Regions from separate parts of the Homo sapiens genome. Here region 2 is linked to region 1. Evidence: read pairs that join two places in POLR2A ChIA-PET (ENCODE). Cell type or tissue: PC-9. All regions are shown on one strand.

Region 1 (5,000 bases):
GAAGTTTCTTGTCCTTCACTGGTATGACTGACGCCATCTTGGAGTCGTGGTGTCTTTTTCTTTCTTTTCTTTTCTTTTTTTTTTTTTTGAGACTGGGCAACAAGAGCAAAACTCCGTCTCAAAAAAAAAAAAAAAAAAAAGATTCCTCATGGGCTGCAAGGTGCTGGCCAGGGCTGCTGTCATCTCAAGGCTCAACTGGAGAAGGAACGAGCCACTTACTTCCACGCTTATTCACGGGGCTTTGATAGGTTCAGTTCTTCACCAGGTGCTAGACGGAGGGTCTCAGTTCCTTGTTGGCTATTGCCCAGAGGCCTCGCACAGTTTCTCCAACATGACAGTTTGATGAATCAAAGTAAGCAAGCCAAGAAGGAGAGAGACAGAGAGGCTGCAAGACAGCAGTCACAGGTTTTCATAACCCAATCTCAGGAGCAATATCCACTGCTTTTACCACATAGTCTTTTTTATTTATTTTTTATTTATTTATTTTTTTGAGACAGAGTCTTCCTTATCGCCCAGGCTGGAGTGCAGTGGCATGATCTCGGCTCACTGTGAACTCCGCCTCCCAGGTTCACGCCATTCTCCTGCCTCAGCCTCCCGAGTAGCTGGGACTACAGGCGCCCGCCACCGCGCCAGGCTAATTTTTTGTATTTTTAGGAGAGACAGGGTTTCACCGTGTTAGCCAGGATGGTCTCGATCTCCTGACCTCGTGATCCACCCGCCTCGGCCTCCCAAAGTGCTGGGATTACAGGAGTGAGCCACCGCGCCCAGCCTATTTTTATTTTTTTAAGAGAGGGTCTCATTCCGTTGCCCAGGCTAGAGTCCAGTGGTGCAGTCACGGCTCACTACAGCTTTAACCTCCCAGGCTCAAACGATCCTCCCACCTCAGCCTCCCGAGTAGCTGGGACTACAGACGTGCACCACCACATCTGGCTAATTTTTGTATGTTTTGTAGAGACTAGGTCTCACTATGTTGCCCAGCGTGATCGCAAGCTCCTGGGCTCAAGCAATCCCCCATCTCAGCCTCCCAAAATATCGAGATTTACAAGCGCAAGCCACCTGCCCCCCAGTTTTGCAGTATCCTGTAGGTTAGAAGTAAGTCACCAGATTTAGCCCACGCTCAGGGGAGGGGATTACACAAGGGCGTGACCACCACGAGGCAGGGATCACCTGAGGCTGCCTACCTCAGGGGCCAGTGCAAGAACTTTAGTTTCACTCTAAGTGTCCTGGGAAGCTATTATGGGGTTTTGAGTAAAAATATAGCATAATCCAACTTATGTCTTTACTTTTTTTTTTTGAGATGGAGTCTCGCTCTGTTGCCAGGCTGGAGTGCCGTGGCACGATCTCGGCTCACTGCAACTTCCACCTCCCGGGCTCAAGTGATTCTCCTGCCTCAGCCTCCTGAGTAGCTGGGATTACAGGCACGCGCCACCACGCCCAGCTAATTTTTGTATTTTTAGTAGAGATGGAGTTTCACCATGTTGGCCAGAATGGTCTCGATCTCCTGACTCCGTGATCCACCCACCTCGGCCTCCCAAAGCGCTGGGATTACAGGTGTGATCCACAGTACCCAGCCCAACTTATTTTTAAAGGTCATTCTGAGACCGAGGGCAGTGGCTCACGCCTGTAATCCCAACACTTTGGGAGGTGGAGGCGGGCAGAACACGAGGTCAGGAGATCGAGACCATCCTGGCTAACATGGTGAAACCCTGTCTCTACTAAACATACAAAAAAAAAAAAAAAATTAGCCGGGCATGGTGGCAGGTGCCTGTAATCCCACCTACTCTGGAGGCTGAGGCAGGAGAATCACTTGAACCCGGGAGGGGAAGGTTGCAGTGATCCAGGATCACGCCACTGCACTCCAGCCTGGGCGACAGAGTGAGACTCGGTCTTAAATAAATAAATAAATAAATAAATGTCATTCTGACTCGTGTTGAGCATAGACTGTGGGAGGTGGGGAAGGTGGGAGTTAGGAAACTAGTGAGGAGGGAGGAGGTCAAGCAGGATTCCAGGTGGGAGAGCCAGCTGGCAGCCGTGGACGGGGTGAGGAGTGGCTGGGTTCGGATCTGCCTTGCAGGATTTCCTAATGGATTGAGTGTTGGTGTGAGACAGAGTCAAAGGTAGCTGCAAGGGGTTTGGCTCTGTGCACCTGGAAAGGTGCAGTGTTGAGACATGCAGCAACAGCTCCCCACCCAACTCCATATTCCCCAGCAACCTCAGCAGAGTGAAAAATCCTGCTTCCCAATGACTCCAGCTGGAACATAGGGGAACACAGTAGGCACTCACCACTCATTGTTGAGTGGTAAATAAGTTTATTCAACAGATGTTTATTTCAACCTACTTGGCACCAGGCCCCATGTCTACACAGTGAAGACAGACACAGTCTTTGCATTTCTGAAGTTTGCAGTCAAGCTTCTTATCTGACGAAACTAAGGCAGGTAGAGAAATGAATGATTGGCTATGACGCCCCCCTTCCTGGGGAATGTGGAATCTTTCCCGAAAGTTTTTAGACCACAAGAATGGCCCTCTAAACTTCAGGTTTCAGCCTGGCTATTTCCAGGCAGGGCAGCCTTCTGGGTGCATCTCAGATTACACCTGGGAGGCCACCCCACCCACACATTCAGCCTGCCAGAGCCCTGACCACAAAAAAAGGTGTCCTGAGACAGCCGCCCGCCTTCCTTTTTTTTTTGAGACAAACTCCATCGCCCAAGCTGGAGTGCAGTGACGTGACCTCAGCTCACTGCTCAGCTCAGCACTGCTCAGCTCGGCTTGGCTTCCAGGGCTCAGGTGATTTTCCACCTCAGCCTTCTGAGTAGCTGGGACTACAGGCATGCATCATCACGCCCGGCTAAATTGTGTGTGTGTGTGTGTGTGTGTGTGTGTGTGTGTAGTTTTTGTAGAGACAGGGTCTCGCCATGTGGTCTCAAACTCCTGGGCTCAGGCAATCTGCCCACCTTGCCCACCCCAAGTGCTGGAATTACAGGCATAAGCCACCGCATCCAGCCTCCCCCTTCATTGTTGAGACATTCTCAGTAGCAGTCAGGGTCTCAGCAGCAAACAGAATGTATCCAAAAGGGGTGACCAAGGAGAATTCAACAGAAGAGCTTATTGTGGAGAGGTGGGCAGGGTTGAGGGAAGTCCACAAGGAACAAGGGACAGTGAGGCCCACTGCAGCCAGCAAGAGCCGAGGCCCCTCCCCTCCAGGGCTGGGGAGCAGGGGAAGGAGCAGGGAACCCGAGCCAGGAGACCTGGAGCTTCAGTGGGAGCTGCTGACAGGAGCTATGGCCTTCAGGAGAGGGAGGTAGCCACTGCCCACCAGCAGCCCAGCAGGGAGTGGGTGTCCCATCTACTCCCCTCTCACCCTCCGATTCCTGCTGGTGCCTCCTGCTGGCTGACTGGAACCCAGAGGGCAAGGGAGCCCGTCAGAAGCAGCGGAGAAGTCAGCCTGGTGGGCCCTGGGGCATGGGGAGTGGGGTGGAGTGTGTGTCTGCGGGGCACACAGGGAAGGGCCAGCACACGCTCTTTATCCCAGAGGCCCCACCTGCTTCCTTTGGTCAGGCTGGGAAACTGAGGCAAGAGCAGCTCAGCCTGAGGAATCTGAACTTCACACCAGGCAGAAGCCTGAGGGGTTCGAGCTGGGAAAAGGCACAACCACCATTATGCAGTTTGGGGCTGGTGGGGAGGGGTGTGGGTGTTTGTCTGGCTATCACCATGGCAACCACGCTAAGCTGCCATCTAGGTCAGGCCAGGGAATGGCTGGAAGTCACTTTTTCCATCACCTACCCATTCAGTCCCATCCCTCTTTCCTTCCTCCTTGGCCCCAAACAGAGTGACTTCCCCTGTTGCTCCATTCCCAAGCATGAGAACAATGGATGCTGCTGGCTCAGGGTAGGGTGATAAGCTCGGGCTGGCATACCATGTTGTGGGGGGAGGAAAATAGAGGGGAAGAAGTTACAGAGGGAGATGGCACAGGGGGTACCAGATAACCCAGAGCGAAGGAGGGAGGATTGCGGCAGATGGCCGCTGTCCAGGAGGGGTGACCTGCCACCTAGAACATTCAGCCTGTGGTCAGCAAGCAGCTTTCATTGGTGTGGTGACACCACAGCATACCAAACTCTGTCCTGCCCCTGCCCCTGCCAGTGGGACAAGGAGCAAGGCCCAGGATGGGAGGGGATTTTAGTATTCCCTCCTTGTAAATGCACCAAAAATGGTTACCAGGGAGCTGCAGATTCTAGACAGACAGGGCACCAGGTCTCCCTCCAGGAGGGACTCCTAGAAGAAGGATGTTCCTTTTTGCTTAGAAAGGCAAAGGTGGGAAGGGAGGGGGCCATAGCCTCACTCAGGGGACTTCATTGTGACACAGGCTTTTGATGCTGGTCAGTCCTGCTGGGCGGGGTTACCCCAGGAAGCAGGGCGAGGGCGGCCTGCCAAGCCACTCTCCTCTCCCACAGGCCTCCCCTCAGCCCTGCTCTGCAGCCCCTCTCAGGGCCACTTTGCTCTAATCCTCCTCTCCGCCCTCCTAATTCCAACCTGCCCCCCTGAGCTCATTTAGTTCAGATTCCTCCTCTGCATAAAGTCTTCGATCGCTGGCTACATAGGCTGCACTACCCCAGTGAAATTCCAACACATTCACTGCTTAGAGCACGCAGTTCTCACCCAGCATGATGCAGTTACCTTCCTATGTGGATTGCCTTACTGCCCTACAAACAGCCCAGAATTGCCTCAAACCCACCTCCATGCTGGGTGCATACAGCAGGCACTCAGTGCATACACTCGGATTCAATGAGGAGCAGAGGCAAGATTCTAGGACCTCCCATTGTCAGAGACTTTAATATCAGCTGCTGACATCTTGGGGGTTCCCTAAAAAGGGCAATTACCCCTCACTCTGCCAACGAGGCAAGAGAAAGCTCCATCAGGATCACATTGGTGTCACTCACAGTCACCAAAGCACGTCTTTGCAGACTATCTTATTTGAACCACATTGCAATCTTGTGAGGTACCCA
Region 2 (5,000 bases), 1.3 Mb after region 1:
GGGGGACAACACAACTTGAGATCTGTGGTTACTATGAAGTTTATCAATGTGGGAGAAGAAAACAACCAAGAAACTATTAAAACTATTGATCTTATCAGCTCCCTGAGGAACTTTTACTAAAATGCATTGTAAGGGTAACTTGTATAGGAGAAGTGTCTTTCATTTTAAATGCAGAGTGGGAGAACATGTTTGGGTTGATGCAGGACCCACAGCTCACTATTGAACAATCACAGATGGCTATATGTGATCTTGACATACAAAAGGTTATTCTCAAGGGAACAGCCAGCCTGGTGGACTAGACAAAACCACTATAAGGTCTGCTTACCCTGAGAAGGGAGACTGTTCAACTCCATCTATAAATGTCAAGTGGAACAGCCCAGATGAAGCAGCTTCATATGCAATCCATGTGGGACTGTCTTTATGAGAACCGGAACTGAGACATTCACATTCTACATGCCCATTACCCAGGTCATGTTTTTAAAAAGGGTGGGGGGGAGTGTCCTTTCTGCATGGGCATTAATGTAAATGTACCACTGCAAAATCAAGTTACAGTCAGAGAAACCTTATCAAATTTGCTATCTCAGCTTCTTCTCATGAGTCTGACAAATGCTAATAAAAATAATAGATTAACAAAAGATTGGTGAAGAGTAGAGTTTAAAGACTCATCGCAGGAAAGTGGAAATGTTTAAATGGTTATTAAGAAATAGGGGAATTTTAAAAACCTTGGTGAGATGAAACTGAGAGGAAAACGAAAAGCAAAAATGATGGGACTCATCTCAGCAGAGTGGGAATCTTTAGATAGCTATTAAGAAATAAAATGAGGGACTTTATCAAAGATGGCTGACTAGATGCAGCTGGGAAGTGCTGTCCTCACAGAGAGAAACCAAAATTTTGACTACACCAACATAATTTGAACAGATCTGTGATGAGAAAACACCAAATGTGGATGGGGAAAAGACACAGTTGCTGAGTCGGAAGAGGGGGAAAGCTGGGAATCCCATGTGGAGTGCCCAAATGCTGTGGCTGGTTTCTAAACAGGACCTGTCAAAGGGGTGAGTAAATAAAGGGGCTGGAGGACTGCTCACTCTTGCTGTGGACCTCTAGGATCCTACCTTCAGGTGACTTCACTCTACCATGGACATGGCAGCTGGCAGGAGAATCTCCCCAGAGATTACACAGAGAGAGATGAAGCAGGCATAGATCCTGGGAACTTTGACCATGCATCAGCTCCAAGGGAGCCCGGCCATAAGCACTCACCCCGCAGGGCTGCCTGTCTCCCTCCCTTTGAGAGGCCCTGGCCCCAGCTAACTGCTAGAGGAAAAGCAGGGACTGCTTCTCTGCGGAACTGGGGCACATCTATCCTGCAGGCCTACTTGCCCACTTGCCTGGCTGTCCTGTAGGAGTGTGTACACAGTACAGCCTCTGCTGCCCAGCCTGAGTGCTTTGCTCCACCTAAGTGCATTCTTTCAGCCTAGGAGCGCTTCAGCTCCCACAACGCGGCAGAACCCACCCCCCAGCATCTGGAGGAGGGAGCACCATCAAGTCCTGGTATCCCAGAACAGCAGCCTGCAGCTCAGTAATGCCAAGCTGGGATCTGTGGTCAGCACTTAAACAGGGGAGAAGCCCAGACTCTCAGAAAACTGTGAAGGCTGAGTTTAACATGTTTATGGGCTGGCATGGGACCTAGCTGTGTCTCCCTCCACAGGGCTGGTCTAGTAAAGGTGTGGCCTATTTCCTGATCAGACCTCTCCCCAAGGGAGCCCCATGGCCAGAATGACCTATCAACTGTAGCATATAATAAATTCCTCTTCAAATGTTTTAGCCTGTCAATTGTTAAGTACAATTAGTTCTGAGATCCTCTCCAAAGAACCAATGTATCAGTATGTTCAGCTCCCCTGTTCTTTGATCCGCATTTTAAAGTTTAAGTTCCTCATTCTCTTCATCTCCTTGCCCCTAGTTTCAGTAAACAACACCCTCCTATCCTCTATCACCTGCTGCATCCTGAGTCACCTCTGGTCACCTGCTCCATCCTAAGTCACCCCTGGTCACCTGCTCCATCCTGAGTCACCCCTGGTCACCTGCTCCATCCTGAGTCACCCCTGGTCACCTGCTCTGACCTGAGTCATCCTGAGTCACCTGTTCTGTAAGCATCCTTCTTGCCAAACTACTCACTCTGCCACTCTGGCTCATACCCCTGCTCTCTTTAAAATAGCCATTCAGAATTAGCTTAGACTGTGCAGTCCAACCCTAGCCAATAGGGAACAATGAAGCAGTAGGGGCTACCTGCATCAGGGATAAGAACCCCTTCCCCTCCCTTGTTCAATATGATCATCACCATGGGACCTAGTAAACAGATTCTCCAAGGTCAATGCAAAAAAAAAATATCTTAAAGACAGCTAGAGAGAAGGGCCAGGTTACTTAAGAGGAAACTTCATCAAGCAGCAGCAGACTTCTCAGGAGAAACCTTACACATCAGAAGAGATTGGGGACAGACTTTCAACATCATTGAAGTAAAGAAATTTGAACAAAAACGTTTATATCCTGCCTAGCCGAGATTCATAATTAAAGGAGAAATAAAATCCTTCTCAGACAAGTAAGTGCTGAGGGAATACATTTCAATAGGACCAGCCTTAGAGGAGGTTCTTAAGAAAGTGCTAAACATAGATTTGAAAGAATAACACCTACTACCATAATAGCACACTTAAGCACATAACCCACAGGCACTATAAAGCAATTACACAATGAAGTCTACATAACGACCAGCTAACAATATGATGACAGGATCAAAATCACACATTTCAATAGTAACTTTAAATATAAGTGAGGTAAATGACCCATTTAAAAGACCCAGAGTGGCAGACTGGATAAAAAGACATGACCCAACCATCTGTTGTCTTCAAGAGACCCATCTCACATGTAACAATACCCACAGTTTAAAAGTAAAAGGGTGGATTTAGATCTACCATGCAAACAGAAGACAAAAAAAAAGGGCAGGGGTTTCTATTTTTATATCAGATAAAACAGACCTTAAACCAACAAAAATCAAGAAGAACAATAAAGAGCAATACATAATGATAAAGGGTACAATCCAACAAGAAGCCCTAACTATACTAAATATATACGTGCCCAACTCTGGAGTATACATATTCATAAAACAACTTTTTGGCCTATGAAAACACATAAGACAACTACACAATAATGGTGGGAGACTTCAACACCCCCCTTACAGTGTTAGATCATCAAGGCAAAAAAATAACAAGGAAAATCTGGACTTAAAATCGATACTTGTTAAATTGGACCTAATAGACATCTACAGAATACTCCACCCAACAACACAGAATGTACATTCCCCTTATCTGCAAATGGAACAAATTCTAAGATCAACCACACTTGATTGGTCATAAAGCAAGCCTCAATACATTAAAAAAAATTGAATTCATACCAAGCAAAATATCAGAAAACAGTGCAATAAAAATAGAAATTAATACCAAGAAGATCTCTCAAAAATACACAAATGCATGGAAGTTAAACAACTTACACCTGAATAACTACTAGGTGAACATCAAAATTAAGGCAGAAATTTTTTAAATTCTTTGAAATTATTGAAAATAGGGACAAAACTTACCAAAATCTCTGGGATGCAGCCAAAACAGTGTTAAGAGGAAAGTTAATGGACCTACATGCCTTAATAAAGTAGCTAGAAAGGTTTCAAAGCAACAATCTAACTTCACACATAAAGTCCTAGGAAAAGAAAAACAAACCAACTCCAAACTAGAAGAAAAGAAATAACTAAAATTAAAGAAGAATTTAATGAAATTGAGATACAAAAATTTATACAAAAAGAATCAATGAAACCAAGAGCTGTTTCTTCAAAAAAATTAGATGAAATGAAATTGATAGACCCCCTAGCTGGATTAACAACAACAACAACAAGAAAGAAGATCCAGATAAGCACAATCAGAAACAAAAAATGTGATATTACCATTGATCCCACAAAAGATCGTCAAAGATTATTATGAACAACTCTGTGAAACAAAATACAAAATCTAGAGGAAATAAATTCCTGGAAGTGTACAATCTCCCAAGATTGAATCAAGAAGAGGCTAAAACCCTAAATAGACCAATATCAACTTCTAAAATTGAATTAGTAATAACCTATTAACAACAGTAAAAAAGTCTTGAGCAGATGGATTCACAAATTCTACTAGACATACAAACAAGAACTGATACTTAACCTACTGAAACTATTCCAAAAAATTGAGGAGGAGGTGCTTCTCACTAACTCATTCTATGAAGCCAGCATTAGCCTGAAACCAAAGTCTAGCAGAGACAAAACAAAGAAACTTCAGACCAATATCCCTCATGAATATAGATGCAAAACTCTTCAACAAAAGACTAGCAAATTGAATCCAGAAGCACACCAAAAAGTTAATACACCACAGTCAAGAAGGCTTTATACTTAGGATGCATAGCTCATTTAACATATGCAAATCAATAAACACGTTTGATTCTCACATAAACAGAATCAAAAGCAAAAACCATATCATCATATTAATAAATGCAGAAAAATTCTCAATAAAATCCAACATCCCTTTATAACAAAACTCTCAAAAGACTAGGCATAGAAGAAACATACCCCAAAATAATAAGAGCTATCTATGACAAGCCCACAGCCAACATTATACTAATTGGGCAAAAGGTGGAACCATTGCCCTTGAGAACTAGAACAAGACAAGGATGCCCATTCTTGCCAGTTGCATTAAACATAGTATTGGAAGTCTTAGCCAGAGCAATCAGACAAGAGAAAGAAATAAAAAGGCTTCCAAATAGGAAAAAAAAAGTCAAACTATCTCTATTCACTGGCAATATAATTCTATACTTGGGAAAATCATAAAGATTCTGCCAAAAGGCTCCTAGAATTGATAGAAAACTTCAGTAAAGTTTCAGGATTAAAAAAAATCAATGTAGAAAAATCAGGAGCATGTCTATACACCAACAAC

What was found. ChIA-PET counts read pairs that join two places held together with the same protein. Peaks named below come from ENCODE experiments on the same cell type or tissue, not always from the same donor. Only the 100,000 strongest peaks of a DNase experiment are listed, where the experiment ranks them.
Region 2: POLR2A ChIA-PET joins it to region 1 with 8 read pairs; 1 of 35 experiments calls an interaction of 5 or more read pairs at or near these places.

Annotation. Positions count from the first base shown.
Region 1 is chr12:6,270,389-6,275,388 of GRCh38, forward strand. The region is part of intron 2 of LOC105369625 (a long non-coding RNA gene); the gene reads right to left. It also overlaps the pseudogene ATP5MFP5. Among named protein-coding and RNA genes, the nearest start is that of PLEKHG6, 38 kb to the right of the region's middle. In PC-9, a CTCF peak has its summit at 3,417 (motif pointing left); DNase peaks (open chromatin) are centred at 2,593, 3,183 and 4,083; H3K4me3 peaks cover 1,742 bases; H3K27ac peaks cover 4,398 bases.
Region 2 is chr12:7,582,235-7,587,234 of GRCh38, forward strand. No RefSeq gene overlaps it. Among named protein-coding and RNA genes, the nearest start is that of CD163, 81 kb to the left of the region's middle. RefSeq lists an enhancer at 1,738-2,937. In PC-9, no CTCF peak of the experiment used is centred here; a DNase peak (open chromatin) is centred at 2,067; H3K27ac peaks cover 2,117 bases.